Regions from separate parts of the Homo sapiens genome. Here region 2 is linked to region 1. The links are chromatin loops, found by intact Hi-C in ENCODE. Cell type or tissue: endothelial cell of umbilical vein. All regions are shown on one strand.

Evidence for each region. Peaks named below come from ENCODE experiments on the same cell type or tissue, not always from the same donor. Only the 100,000 strongest peaks of a DNase experiment are listed, where the experiment ranks them.
Region 2: a loop joins it to region 1, with 11 times the contacts of the local background. A loop is called at or near these places in 5 of 110 quality-filtered maps.

The regions. Positions count from the first base shown.
Region 1 is chrX:26,847,280-26,855,279 of GRCh38, reverse strand. No RefSeq gene overlaps it. Among named protein-coding and RNA genes, the nearest start is that of PPP4R3C, 610 kb to the left of the region's middle. In endothelial cell of umbilical vein, a CTCF peak has its summit at 3,090; DNase peaks (open chromatin) are centred at 3,099 and 6,579; H3K27ac peaks cover 892 bases.
Region 2 is chrX:26,911,867-26,919,866 of GRCh38, reverse strand. No RefSeq gene overlaps it. Among named protein-coding and RNA genes, the nearest start is that of PPP4R3C, 550 kb to the left of the region's middle. In endothelial cell of umbilical vein, CTCF peaks have their summits at 855 and 1,056 (motif pointing right); DNase peaks (open chromatin) are centred at 4,596 and 5,426; H3K27ac peaks cover 3,786 bases.

The sequences.
Region 1 (8,000 bases):
GCAGTTTATTCCAAATGTTGTAATTTACCTTTTCTTGTGGTACCTGCAAGTTACCAAAACATTTCCTATGTATCCTGCCTTTATGACCACTATGTCAATACTTAGGATCACAAAGCCCTGCCTGAGAAAACTGTATTCTACCAACAACATTGAGAGCAGGGCCTTTGCAAATGTTATGGATGCATTATATGCCATGGAATATTTGCCATGAAATTGGATCTAATCTAGAATTGTCACTTATAATTTAAAATTGTAAATCACTTTATCATCAAATTAATTTAATTAATTATGTTTTGTTTATGGAACTATGGTAAGAAGGGGCATTTGATGCATTTTTTGATATAATGGTGAATAAGAAAGATGAGGTTTCTACTCTTTCTTGGTTGATAGTCTAGCAGAAGATCACAAAATACCTTATAAAATAATGCAATTACTGCTACAATTGAAGTAGCACTGATGCAGAACACAGCAGGCGTGATAAATTCAGTCTGAGCATGCAAAGGAAGACTTCCTGGGAGTAGTCAAATCTAAGGTGGGATCTGAAAGATAACTAGAAATTATCCAAATGAAGTTGAGAGAAAAATTATTCCAGGTGTAAAGAATAGCACATATAATGGCACAGAAGGAAGATAAAATATGGCACCTTCAAAGTACTGTAAAAGATTGAGTATGGTTCAGAGCATGGTATACAATGTACAAAGTGGAAAGGGATGACGATAGAGAGGTAAGCGGGTTAATAGCCTGGAGGACCAACTATGCCATGTTAAAGGATTTGGCCTTGATTTTAGATATATAGTTTTAAAGTTTTAAGAAAGGGGTTAATGTGGTCAGATTTTCAATTTAGAAAGCTGAGTCTGGTTACATTGTAAAAAGTAGAATGTTGGGAGGAAAACTGGAGGCAGGGATAGTGATCAAGTGTTTCACAGTGCTTAGGTATGTGATATCAGTGGCCTTGACATGAATTTAATAAGAACAATAAAACTTCATTATTGTTGGGCTGTAAGAGATTGGTAAAAATGTCAAGACAAACACACAGGTTTGTGGCATTGGTAAGTTGGTGGAAGTTGATTCCATCTCTTAGAATTCGAAGTATAGAAAAAAGAGCTCTCATCCCCACATTATTTTGGGGCAGTGAAGATGACTTTAGTTTAGAATATGTTATGTTGAATTTACCATAAGATATCTATGTTTATATTTCCAGTAGGCAACTGATCTATGTTAGAATCCTGGAAGAAAATAGGAAGCACCTCCTTAATGAATAATTAAGAAGATTTTATTGTAGGACTGCTATAAAATATAGGTAGTGCTTAAGGAAAACCAAAAGATTGATGAAGCACTTGATGCTAGTAACAGATGGAAGCCTTTACTTAGGCCTAAGGTAGAAAGGCGAATGAGCAGTAACCAGGATTTGAGAAGACATATAGCTATAGAAGAGCATCACAGGAAAAAAGACACTGCCTTCAGTAAAAGAAAAAAACACAGTCAAGTTGTGTTTTGTCAGGAAGAGAGTCAGTGGAATACATACCCTGACCCCTTTCTTTCCTTTTGCCCTTCCATTTTAAACTAGAATTTTCACTTGAAGTAACCCAATTAAAAGAAAAGGGCAAGAGAATCCAGTCCATTAGAGGCTAGCTTCTTTAGTCACAAATCAGAGTAAAGTAGTGGATAATGGAATGGATAAATGAAGGGAGAATATCCAATACAGGATTTGAATGTATTGTCTGAATTAGAGACAGGATGTTTGGGAGTTATCAGCTACATAGATGATAATTTCATCGTGTGTGGTTGGTGAGCTCATTTACGGAAGTTTTATAGTGAAAACAGAATAAAACTCATATTAGATCTCTAAGTCATGGATCAACAAACTTTTTCTGTAAAGGGTCAGATAGAAAATATTATAGGGTTTGCAGACTATATGGTCTCTGTCACAACTACTCAACCCAAGTATTGTGGCATGAAAGCAACCATAGGCAGTATGTGAATGATCAGTTATGGCTATGTTCTAATAAAACTTTAGTTCCAAAAAAAGGCAGAGGTCTGGATTTGGCCTGCAGCCCATGTTTGCTGACCACTGGTCTAAAGGAAACCACAGTTTAAGGGATGAGCAGAATAGAAGGAATTATCAAAGAACACCAAGAAGAATGTGATAGAGTTGTTAGAGTAAAACCAGGAAGATCAAGTGTTATAAAGTCAAGGGAGTGTTTAAAGGACAAGTGAATGTCTCATTATATTGAGGGAAACAGGGAATTTCAGTCAGAAAAAAACTAATAAATTTATACTGGATTTAAGGGTAGCAAGATGATTGGTAATATCATTTTCTGTTGCATTCCAGAAGTTAGATTTCACTGAGTTGAAAAAATGAAGTGAAAGCAAAATCACTGAGTGTAGCTGTCTTTTAAATTGTTTGGTTGTAAAGGGAAGAGAAAAGGTGCTAATAATTAGAGGTGATGATAGAGCTGAAAACTATATTTTAAGATAAAACAGAATAAAATATATTTAAATGTGAATAGGAAGAAACTAATATAAAGGTAATAGTAGAAAACACATGATATACGTGAAAAAGAAGGGATAATTGACAAAGGATAAATGCAGGAAAGAATGGGCCAAGATGGAAATTCAGTTTTTGAGAGGAAAGGAATATGTTTTTTGTTATAATCACAGAGAAGGAGATTATAGTGGGATTTGAGGCTTTTATCTATTTTCTATTCCTACATCACAAATAATTCCCCCATATTGTCAAGGATTCATTAATTACACTTCTATAGTTTGGTAGGGCTCACTTGGTTAGTTCTTGTATATTGGCCTGAGATCATTCATGTGGTAGCAATTATCCAGAGACTAAAATGGGGCTGGACAATTAAAATTGCTTCACTTACGTCTGGCAATTGGGGCATGTAACCAAGACCTCTAGCTCACTTTCCTCTTCAGCAGTATAGCCATGGCTATTCAAAACCTAAGAGGGTGAAAATTGAAGCTTCAAGGTCTCTTAAAGCCAAGCCTCAGAGTTTGCTTAGTGTCCCTTCTATCACGTTCTTCTCATAAAGAAAGTCATAGGGACAGCCCAGATTCAAAGACATAGCAAGTATACACTGCCACTTAGTGGGAGGAGTGGAAATGTTCCATTGACAGAGGGCAAGTAGGATGGGTGAGGTTGTTTCTAGAATCTTTCAAACCACCTCCCACAAGGCTTTATAAAACCCATTCATTTTAAAACATTCCAATTCCTCTTCCTGTTCTCAAAACAATGGACTGATTAGAACCAGAGTGTTGAAAGTATGTAGTATAAGGCATAATCACTATTAGGTAGGATTAAGAAGAATCTTTATTTTATTCAGATCTTCCTGATAATATATAAAAAATAAACAAAAGAAGCTGGAATACATTAGATTATATAATCCTTAACAAATTAAAAAAATGTGAAAATGCTTCTTTACAGCTGTTTCAAACACTTTTAAAATCCAAGATATGATATGACAATTCTCTGATTTTTGTCTTACAATTTCTATTAATAACTTTCTTTCTACTTTGTGCTAAAAAAAAAAAAAGGATTAAAATTTAAAATTTGGTCCCATTGAAACCCACATCCAAAGGGTTGAGATAGGACAAAAGTGCTTTGGAATTATTTGGTATATTCAGTTGATTTCTTGAAATGTGATTGAAAAGTGGCACAAACAATTCTTAACCATCAGAATTTAGATTGATCCCTTTATCTGAATAGAGTCTCAGTGGGTGAAAATCACTGAAATTGTAGAATATCTGAAACAACTTCAATCCATCACACTACAAAATATCATCAGTGTGCTGAAAGGAATACAAGATAATGTTTACTTGCCTATTTTTGATTCAAAAGTTTTCACTCCAAAAACTAATAAGTGGCTCCAGGTTTCTGAGTTGACATATTTCTTTAAAACTACTTTTATAAAATTTCTCCTCTATTCAATAATTCTGAAGTGCTGGGTTCAGCATTGATGATTTTTGAGAATGCTTTTATTTTCTGTCCCTCACTTTTAGTATTTTTAGTGTCTTTTTCTTCCTTGCCTTCCTCTGTTCACTGATTCACTGATTCCCTCTTTTGGGTCTATAGATAAAAGGGAATATATATATATATATATATATATATATATATATATAGTATGTATGTATATAGGTTTGAATGTACTTATTTGTAAATGCATGAATATGAGATTTTTATGCCTAAGCTCATTTTAATCCAAATGTGTATTAATATAGGAGGGGACTACTCTTAATTCTAAATGGAAATTGAGCTGTGCCCAGACAGGTCTACAAAGGTGGTGGACTGCACATCACCAGGAGACAATTTGTGAAATGAGAATTCCAGCCTAAATGAGAACAAGGAAAAAAGTGCTTCACTTTTTATGGGGGAACTTGAGGTGGAGCACATTGGAAAAGCCAATGGTGACCTCTCTGTCATTGTTTTATTATCCTGGGATACATCAACTCCTATATAAGCCAATTGAGACTAAAATCTAGGCAGAACGTACAGGTGCTTTTTCGACCAGGGACCCTGTAAGAAATGGGAGCCCATGCAGCAGAGATCTAGCAGGAGGATGATCATATGTCCTATTTTGCCCTGCACAGTCGCGCATTATTCTATTGACCTGATGTCCCAATTGTTTAGCACTCCCATTTACCACAGCTTTGACAATAAACTGTATGATCACTATACCTAGTACCTATGTGATGAAGTAGTGGGGGAAAAGAGACACTCTTCCTGATAAAGAAAACAAAACAATGTTTGGATTCAACAAGTTTGTATGCCTGTGAGGATATCAACTGTGTCTTTTTCACCATATCAGTCTTGGCAGTGGTGTCTTGCTACCTCCAAGTGTCTTCTATTGTAATCATCATCAAGAAAGTAGTCCAGAGCAGAACATGAGCCATATGAGACACCACTTTGGACCCCAACACTGGGTAAGACTTTGAGTGGCTTGAGTAACCAGCATAGGCAAGTAAGAGGAAGAATAAAATGTAATCAATCATATTAATATTTCCTTTATTTATATATATGGCCTGGAGAACTTTGAGAGAATTAGGCTATACTTATATAGCTTGCAAGTGAGTACAGAAGGTCTCTGACTTATGATGTCTCCACATAATTTTTTGACTTTATGATGATGTGAAAGTGATACACATTTCGTAGAAACTGCACTTCGAGTACCCATAAAACCGTTCTGTTTTTCACTTTCTGTATAATATTCAATAAATTACTGGAGATATTCAACACTTTATATTGTAAAATAGGCATTGTGTTAGATGATTTTGCCCAACTGTAGGCTAATGTAAATGTTCTGAGCATATTTAAGGTAGGCTAGACTAAGCTATAATATTCAGCAAGTTAGGTGTGTTAAATGCATTTTCAATTTACGATATTTTCAATTTATGATGGCTTTATCAAGATGTAACCCCATCATAAGTCAAGGAGCATCTGCATTTATAAACTTAATTGCCAAGCAATGTCTGATTTATGCAGGACTTGATATTGAGCCTATTAGCAGATATTATCTGTATGTTACTTCTCAATAAAATTTTTCTGTGATAAGCAAATAGATAGCTTCTTATTTGGGCCGAAGATTGTGTAATTTCCCTATTTGAAGTCATAGATAACTGATTAAATTATACAAATAAATCATTGTTCATAGTGTGGTTTGGGCCATCAGGTCATTAGGAATTTTGAAAGAAATTGAGGTTAGCTGCTACTAGGTAAATTTACACATATAGGCAGTACAAACACCTAGACATGAACAGAGCTATCCCATGATCATAACAAACTTCGAAAATGTAACTCCTTTGTTAAAATACTGGCTTTCTTCAAAAATGATTCTTAAATTGGGTGAGCTATACTGGCAAGGATCATTTATGTCCCTGATACACTGTGCATGTATACAAATGTGTGGTGCAAAAATAGCTTGTAAACGTCATTGTATAAATATTTTGTGCACATATTGCTAAATATTTTAAAAATCACATAATTTTTTTCAACCTTAGCCTTCCTTTTTTTGCACGCTTCTAGTTTTTTTTCTTTTATCCAGTATTGTAATGTCCCACTCTTGCATTGACCTTAGGTATTCTCTCACCAAAATCTAATGTCCATTTGTTCAACTAATTGGTTACATTCTTTTTAAATGAGTTTCAATTTGTAGCTTTTACTATTGGATTGCAGCTTAAGCAATTTATCTGCAATGATGAAATTAAAGACTTGATTTTGACAAAAGCACTTTATTGTCAGCGATGAAGTCTGCTAAATTGCTTCAATGCAGGAATTCTCTGTGTAGAGCCTCACATTGTGGTTGAGCTGCCAGGCTCAATTTGTTTATAGATAAATGGCATAATTTGGGAAGTGGTGGTTTAGTTCAATTTGAGGTTGAAATCAGGTTTTCAGGACTGAATATATTTTATTCTCCTAGTCATGAAAATTGAGATTAAAGGTAGAAAAACTTTGGCCAGGGGTTAGCCTCACTGAACTACAAAGAGGAAGCTGGTTGCTAAGAGAAGTAACTCAGGCTAAGCCACTCTTATATTTTGCTTGGCCAGTTTAAAAAACATAGGCCAATGTGATTAATTCAGATTTTCCACAGATGATTCATCCTCTGCCTAGGAACATTATGATCTAGGCTTTTTTTATTTTATTATTATTATTTTTTTTTTTTTGAGGCAGGATCTCTCACGGTGGCACAGGCTGGAAAGCAGTGGTGCACTCGTGGCTCACTGCAGCCTAGAACTCCTGGGCTCAAAAGAACTTCTCACCTCAGCCTCCAGAGTAACTGGGACTATAGGTGCATGCTACCATGCCTAACTCTTGGTCTCAAGTGATCCTCTTGCCTTGGCCTCCTGAAGTGTTAGGATTACAGGTGTAAATCACCTCACCTGGCCTAGGCAACGCTTATTATTGAAGTGGAATTAAGCCTCACTTGGCTTTTGAATCTCCCTTTGGGCCATGGCTTGGCATGCATCTCAATTCATGAGTGTACCAACATGGTATAGTGTTATGGTTACATATGTTGAATTTGCATCTTCTTATTTTTCGAGGCGGGTAGGGGATTGGTGACTAGGCTCCACAGCTGAAGCAAAAGAGAAATAAGTACATATAGATTATTGGAATAAAATGTAGAGTCCACCAACGCACCCTTATATTATAGTCAATTGATATTTGATAAGGGTGCCATGATAAATTAACAACAGTGGAAAGAATACCTTTTTTCAACTAATGGTCCTGAGAGAATTAGACATCCATACTCAAATATAAAATGGATGATAGACCTAAATATAAAATGTGAAACTATAGAACTCTTAGAAGAAAACATAGAATTGAACATTGGTGACCTTGAATTAGGAAATGGTTTCTTATATATGACACCAAAAGCATAAATGACAAAAGATAACAAACACATAAAGTGGATGTCATCAAAATTAAAATGTTTGTGCCTGAAAGTGCATCATAGAGAAAGTGAAGTGACAACCACAATATGGGACAAAATGCTAATCATATACTTGATAGGGAACTGGCTTCAACATACATGAACTCTTATAATCCAATAATTATAAACAAAACAGAACAAATGAACTAGTTTAAAATGATCAAAATATTTAAATAGACATTTTTTAAAGAAGATAAATAAATGGCCAATAAGAACATAATAAAATACTCAAAATCATTGACCATCGGGGAAAGGCAAATGAAAACCAAAATAAAATGCCACTTCACACCTGCCAGGATAGCTATAATCAAAAAGAAATATAATAACACGCTTTGGTGAGAACATGGATAAATTGGACCCTCACATACTGCTGGTGGGAATGTAAAATGATGCAGCTGTTGTGGAAAACCCTCTGGCAATTCCTCAAAAAGTTAAATATAGAGTTACCATATGACCCAGCAATTCCACTCCTAGGTATATACCCAAAATAAATGAAATCATATGTCTACACAAAAACTCGTACTTGAATGTTCATAGCAGAATTGTTCATAATAGCTAAAAACT
Region 2 (8,000 bases), 65 kb before region 1:
GTTGGATGTTTTTTATTGTTTCTCTTTCCTAATCACTTTGGCTAGGATTTCCATTATTATGTTGAATAGAAACGGCAAGATTGGGCATGCTTATACTGTGCCTGATCTTAGAGGAAAAGCTTTAACTTTTCACCATTGCATATTATGTTATGTGGGCTTGTGATACACGACCTTTATGGTGTTGAGGTACATTGCTTCTATAACTAATTTGTTGAGAGTTTTTATCATAAAAAATGTTGAATTTTGTCAAATGCATTTCTACATCTATTGAGATGATCATATGGTTTTTGTTCTTCATTCTGTTAATGGGGTGTATCACATTTATTGATTTGCATATGGTGATCCATTCTTGAATCCCACCTGATCATAGTGAACCATCCTTTTAATGTGCCATTGAATTCAGTTTGCTACATCTGGTAGGGGTTAATATCCAAAATCTATAAGGAACTTAAACAAATCAATAGCAAGAAAATAAATAACAGAATTAAAAATGGACAAAAGACTTAGATATTTCTTAAAAGAAGACATACAAATGGCCAATGCAGATATGAAAAAATTCTCAACATCACTAACCATCAGGGAAATGTAAATTAAAACCGCAATGAGATATCACCTCATACGTATTAGAGTGTATTTTATCAAAAAAGCAAAAGATAATAAGTGTTGGTGGAGACGTGGAGAAAAGAAAACACTTGTTCACTATTGGTGGGAATGTAAATGGGTAAAGTCGTTATAAAAAAACAGCATGGAGGTTCCCCAGAAAATTAAAAATATGATCCAGCAACCTCATTGCTGGGTATATATCCAAAAGAAGTGAAACCAGTGTTTTGATGCGTTATCTGCATTCCCATGTTCATTGCAGCACATTCACAGTAACAAAGATATGGAATCATGTGTGGTGGTTTTCTCAAATGCTGCTTGCCTTAGCAATGTGTTGGGCATATGAGCCAATACACTATGCCCTGCGTGACTGGGAATGCAGCGGTCTCAGGAAGCTTATCTCATGCACTAACCCTGTGCTCTTCGGACAGCAGGGATTTTTATTCAGTGATGCAGCAGTCTCCATTCCAGTAGGTGGCGCTTAAGAGTAACATTTGGTAGCCCTTTGATAAGTGGAGGCAACCCATCCTGATGGGGGCAGGCAGGGAGAGTTGTGTTGGGATGTACTGAGGTCTTGGGGGAAGAAGTTGGGGGGTTACATCTGTCTCTAGTCCTGGGCAGGGAGGAATGTGATTTGCTTCCCTGTTGTGCCCCTGTCACAGAGCTCATGACCTTCAGTTCATATAGACAGTGTCCTTTGACTCTGGCCACAGTGTTACTGAGGTCAGAGAAAATATTCTGGCAGAAGAATATTTTGAAATGACCCCAGGACTGAAATGACCCCAGGACAATGCTTCTTCTTCCAGTCCAGACCAGGCTTCATGGCTTGACTGCCTTCTGTTGCTGCGATGCTGCTCCTCTATGTACGGAGGGGGAGATTGGGCCCTGCCCATCATGCATGCCAGTGGGGTACAAGCTCACTTTCAACGGGGGTGCAGTTTCTGTGAATAGCACTGGAAAGGCTGTCTTCAAGTGCATTCGTGACAGTCTGCAGTGGAGAAAGCCTCTGCTGCATCTGGAACAGTGGACAAGGGGAATGGGAGATGACACCCCCCCACCCACCCCCCTCCACACACACACATCTATTCCTGGTCATTGGTGCTGCCTCCTTCAGAGATCCGCACTGGACCCATGTTTCCTTTGTCACAAGGGGTGCTTTTGTGGGCTATGCTCCCCACTCCCTTAAGGGTGGCCTGTGTGGAAGGTTACATCTCCAGGGATTCTGCAATTCCTCATGGTTCCACCAGTCCCCGTGGTTGCCAAGTCAGAGCAGGTTCTTGGGTACATTTGCAGGGAATCTGGCGATGCAGTGACACAAAGGATGAGGTTCCCTGAGCAGGACAGTGGCCCACAATAGGGGCACAACCAGTATGGTTTCTGCCATCTCAGTTTGGACCTGAGAGGAATGCAAGCACATCTGTATAAGAAGGCCACCTGGGGCTCTATTCCCAGGAAGTTCCCAAATTGCCACTGACAGCATTGCAGGGGTTAATGAGGGCAGAGGTGCTCCCCAATAATTTGTCAGTCAGCAGTTTGTCACAGGAATGAGTGGAGCAAAGAAACAGCACACTTACTCCCTCTGTGGGACTTCAAATTCCTCGGAGGTCAATCTCTGCCAGACTCTTGCTACCTTCCTTTTCTGTGTCCCAGCTTTTTCCTGTGGGCTCTGCAACAGTCCCGGCTCTCTTCCTTTAGCTTTCTGTTCACATCATGACCATTCAGTTGTAACTTTGATCTTTCTGAGAACTGGCATCTGATGTTTCCAGTCAGTCATCTTGAGAAAATAAGATCAGTCTCGCAAAAGAAAAACATCTTACCATTTGTAATAACATGGATGACCAAGGAAGACATTATGCTAAGTGAAATAAGCCAGGCACAGAAAAACTTAATTTTACCGTCAAGAATAATGGTTACTTATATGAAGCAATTTAATGAATTTAAATAACTACTAAACAAATGAGAATGCAAGATTCCAAAGTTAGCTAATTTATTTACATTCTCTCCTTCTTGAAAGACGATAAAATCATGCTGAGTTTGAACCGGCAGTCTCATGAACTCATCAGCTTCTTCACTAGATTACTGGATAGCTTGACTCAGTCCATGGTATGTTGTCAATATTATCTTAACAATTCCTCAGAAGTCTGTGCCCCATACTGCCTGGCATAGACCTTTTCCTGGGTCTCTGAGACAGTCCCTTCTTGTTGAAGACAAAGTACTCCGGTTTATAACCAAAGTACTCTGGCTAAGCACGTTAAGGGAAGCATTAGAGTGAAACAAAACTACCTGTGAATGGCAAAGAGAAAATAGCCATGGTTAATGATATAATGAGTTCAACAAAAATATTCCAATTGACATGGAAATTTGGTTGCTTCTGTGGCATACAACATAAAAAAAAAGTGAAGTTGACCAATAACACTACACTGTTGTCTTATATCAGGCAAAACTATAGCACGATATATCATAGACAGCATGAACATTGACAAATCTCAAATAACTTCATACAATTTGTCAAATATTTATATTAGTAACATTTTATTCATACAAATTTAAACTAGGAAAGGTCAGGCATTTCTTCTGATTTGACAATACTTCCTATGTAACTCATAACATTTCAATAATTTGATATATTATTCTAGCCCCTCTCTTTTAACAAGATGAAAGAGCCTTTGTAATTTTCCAGGAATCCCCCAGGAAATCTCAAAGCTTGAGATCAGGAAGATATTATTTAGGATTTGATTTCTGGAAGACAAAATATCAAAAGTTGTCAGGAGATTTCAACAGTTGATCAAATAAAATCATGGGTTGCTGAAAAACAATATTTGGCTTCTTATTTAATCAAATGACTATACAAAATTTCAGAAGTAAATATAGGAGGTAATATGACTTTATAAAACCTTATTAGCTTTTAAAATTGACAAGACTCTGTTCTCCTAAATAATCAAGGGCATAGTAAAGTCAACATAAAGCAGGGGAAATAATTCTGATAATAAAAGATCTTTAATTTCTAGACAGATTATTCTGAAGGTAAAGAAGAAATCTATTTTTTTCATAACCTCTCATTAAGAACAGACTAATAGTCCAAGTAAATTCTGTTATTTTAACAGAGAGTAAACCAAATTCTAATTTTGGACCATATCATATTTGACACTAAGTCTTTTTTTAATCTTAAAAATAAACCCATATAATCATAGTTATCTTTGACCACAACAAATACAATTCATTTTCCACGAACATTGTGCTACTTTTCCCTTCCACTTTGTTCTATTCCATTTTTCTTTTCCATTCAGATTTTCCTGTTTCATTCTGTAAAAACCAGTGATTTTATTTACAATAAAATTACTTATTCTGTAACAAGACATCCTTCATTCCTTGAATACTTAATTTTAGCATAAGCATAAGGTTTTAAAGTACCAAAAGATCTTTAAGACTATCTTCAAGCTGATACACTAAGAGCATAATTATTGTTGAAATGAAGTTTTACTGGAGTAAGCTCTAAACCAATCAAAACAGCAGTATTTGAAGGGATTTTTATAATCTAATTTGGTAATACTGTGTGGAGGCAGGAAACTATTACATATATATACATAGTACATAAACACACATACAGACACAAATAGAGAGCTTGTAGCTTCAATTATAAAATGTTAGCCATGAGTCAGAAACAAACACAGAAATACAAAATTCAGTGGTTGATATATAAGATCTAGCTCTTGTCCTGGCTCCACTTTTACATTTTTGCCAGGATTGGGTTTCTGTCGGATGGACAAGTTGTGCTTGCTTAGTTGATCTAGATCCTGTTGCTCATTGTAAAGAAAGCCAATCACTGAGATGTGAGTATTGCTAGGGAAGAAGACTTTAACTGGGTGCTGCAGCTGAGGAGAAAAAGAGATCAATCTTAAATCCACCTCCATGACCAACTAAAATCACGGGTTTATATAGCAGGGAAAACATGTAACTACATGCAGGAAAACAGGAATCAGGGAGGACTACAGAAGAGAAACTGGTCAACAGGAAGCAGGTGGTCACTTAGGCATTCATGATGGGTGAGGTGTCTGATGTCTCATTGTCCAGATGCAATGATCTGGTAAGTTTCAGTCCCTTGATACAATCTGGGAGGCCTGATATTTATTTTTCTGAGAAAGAAATTCTGATAAGACAAATTTTCTCAAGTTTTAAGACCGGGAGGGTCAATTTCTATGTTTACTCAAAAGCAACCATAAACATCAGTTCTATGGGACAATTAGGTCAGTTTCAATTACATACCATATGCCCATTAAAGTAACAATTACATCCACTATTTCATCATTTGGGTTGTTGAACTCAAAAAGTTTGAGAGCATTCTGTGGGGAAATATGTATTTTTATACATAAATGGTGGGAAGTAAAACTAATTTCACTTTGATGGTCACTTGCCATATCTATTAAATTGAAATGCACATTTATGTGATGCAGCAAATCTTCCATTTTATTTATACCAGTCAACAATTCTCACCTGTAGAAAGGAAGGTGTACAGTGCTGTTTGTTGCAGCATAATTTGTAAAAGAAAAGCAAGAAAAATAGGAATATTCACTAAAGGGGAACTAATTAAATCCATTATGGCTCAAACAATATTCTGCAACCTTTAATAAGAAACAGATATATTTATTGTTAAGGTAAATATGCAAGTGTAAAAGGGGAAAGAAAATGCTTTCATTTGCACACTGTGTGTATGTGTGTGTATGTATGTGTGCACATGCATATCTGTGGATGAGTGACAAAAATCTGTTTGGATGATTACCCAAAACCTTGGTAAAAATACTTGCCAGCAGGAAGTGGAACCGTGGATTTAACACTCTACTAAAGGATAAGGCATTTCCTTTTCACTGACATTACTTTTCACTGTGTTGTTCTTTGCAATTTTATCTTGTGTATGATCTCATTTAATATGTATGCTATTGATATTTCCTTTAGAGTCTTTAAAAAAAGAAAAAATGAAATAGTAGTGTAGTTACATTATGTAGAGAAACGGAAATAAAAAGGAAAACTAAAATAATCAATATAAATTTTAAATGTTTGATTTACAAAGGCATCAGCAATGGGAAACAGGGCAGGGGAATCTTTATTTTGTTAATCTTTCTATACTAGTTAATAAAAATCCATATGCCTGGTTAGCTAATTTGTTTTTAATCATTAAGAAAATATCAAACAACATACTGCCTTTGTTTAAAGAAAAACTATCAAACATTGTAGTTTATTTTAAAAACTATACAATGAAGTAATGTTAGAAAGGGGGAAAATCAGAAAAACGTGGGGAAATCATTACTCAAATAAGTCCACAAAATCCAGACAAAGCAATTATCAACTGATTTTAGAGTTTAATTTTGCTTTGCAAAACTCAATTTGAATACAATGATCTCTTCTCCTAATACCCCATATCGTTATTTGGTGCATAAATGATTGAAAAAAATTAAAACTTTATTGTAAATCAGTTGACATATTGTTTTATTACCTATTGAATAAAATATGCATTTAACTGTTTGTTACAAAATCTTAAATCTATACACATTTTATGAAATCTCTGTCCCAAATTTCTTGGTACCAATGGAATTGTTCAACATATTTTATTGCACAATTCTATAAATACATTATATTAACTATGCCACTTTCTTAATTTGAAAGATATTTTATCCATTGTTCTTTTAAAATTAAATATATTCATTTTTATAGCTGGTCATTTTATTAATGGATATTTTTGTAACTGAATCTGACTGTGTTTACAGTGTTTCTTTTAATGGCATAAGCATAAAGACTTTTTTCTTTCAAGTATTGATTTTTCACTTGCAAATTATTTACTATACTTTTATCAGACTTTCTGCACTCCTTTGTTACCTCAAATTAATTACAAATTCAGTTGTGACAAGGATGACAGTTAGTATTGGGTAGTTCTTGGAGCACAGAACAAATGAACCTCTTGTTTGGTTGTGTTTCATTTTAATATATTTTTTAAAATATTTCAGGAAAATACAGAATTTTTTCTTTAAGAAAAAAATTTTGTGTGTATTTTTAAAACACTAGTAAAGCTAGATTCTGTGGTGCAATCATATATTTGAATTGTTATGGATGTTTCTTTCAATGCCTAGTTATTGTATTCCTTGATATTTCAAGCAAAAAATCTAAGGAATACGATCTTTCTCAAGCAAGCCAAATGTGAAGGATAAAAGAAGAATGGCTTAAAAAGGAATATACCAGAACTTGTTTTTGCCCTTTCAAACTCAAAGGTTAGAGTGACAGCCCATTATTGGAATGGTAGGAATCCTGTGTCTGATGTGCTACCTAGGTGATATCCAGCTTGTAATTTTAAAAAGACAAAAGAACCTACTATTCCTTCATAGATGTAAATTAAAAATGTAAAATTGGCATTGAATGAACTAGACCTTTAATTTTTTAAATCTAAAACTATCTGGAAGCTCTTGACTAATAGCCCCAATCAAGCCCACAGAATTACTGAGAAATCATTATCAAGTAAATGGATCCTAACATCTGTTGTTTTTACTGCTGATCTTTTCTCTGCCAGCATATGAAGGAGACACTAGAAACAGGTGATACAAGGTCAGATAAAAAGAATTTTTTTCCAATGTCAAATCACTTTTCTCGAAACAAATTTTGTAAAAATAACAACATAGAGACTGAAAAAATATGATTTAAGACAATTACAACCCACCCCCATAATTCAATTACCTCCCACTGAGTCCCTTCCATGACTCATGGGGATGAACACAATTCAAGGTGAGATTTGGGTGGGGACACAAAGCCAAAAGCCAAACCATATTATTCCGTCCCTGGCCCCTCCAAATCTATGCCCTCACATTTCAAAAGCAATCATGCCTTCCCAACAGTCCACCAAAATCTTAACTCATTTCAGCATCAACTCAAAAGTCCACCATCCCAAGTCTAATCTGAGACAAGGCAGGTCCCTTCTGCCTATGAGCCTGTAAAATCAAAAGCAAATTCGTTACTTTCTAGATACAATGGGGGTGCAGGCATTCTGGTAAATATACCCATTCCAAATGGGAGAAATTGGCCAAAACAAAGGGTCTACAGGCCCCATGCAAGTCTGAAATCCAGCAGGGCAGTAAAATCTTAAAGCTCTGAAATAATATCCTTTGATTCCATATCTCACATCCAGGTCATGCTGATGTAACAGGTGGACTCCCATGGCCTGGGGCAGCCCCACCCCTGTTGCTTTGCAGGGTATAGCCTCCCTCCCAGCTGCTTTCACAGGCCGGCATTGTCTGTGGCTTTTCCAGGTGCACGGTGCAAGCTGTTGGTGGATCTACCATTCTGGGGTCTGGAGGACGATGGCCCTCTTCTCATAGCTCCACTAGACAGTGCCTCAGTGGGGACTCTGTGTGGGGGCTCCA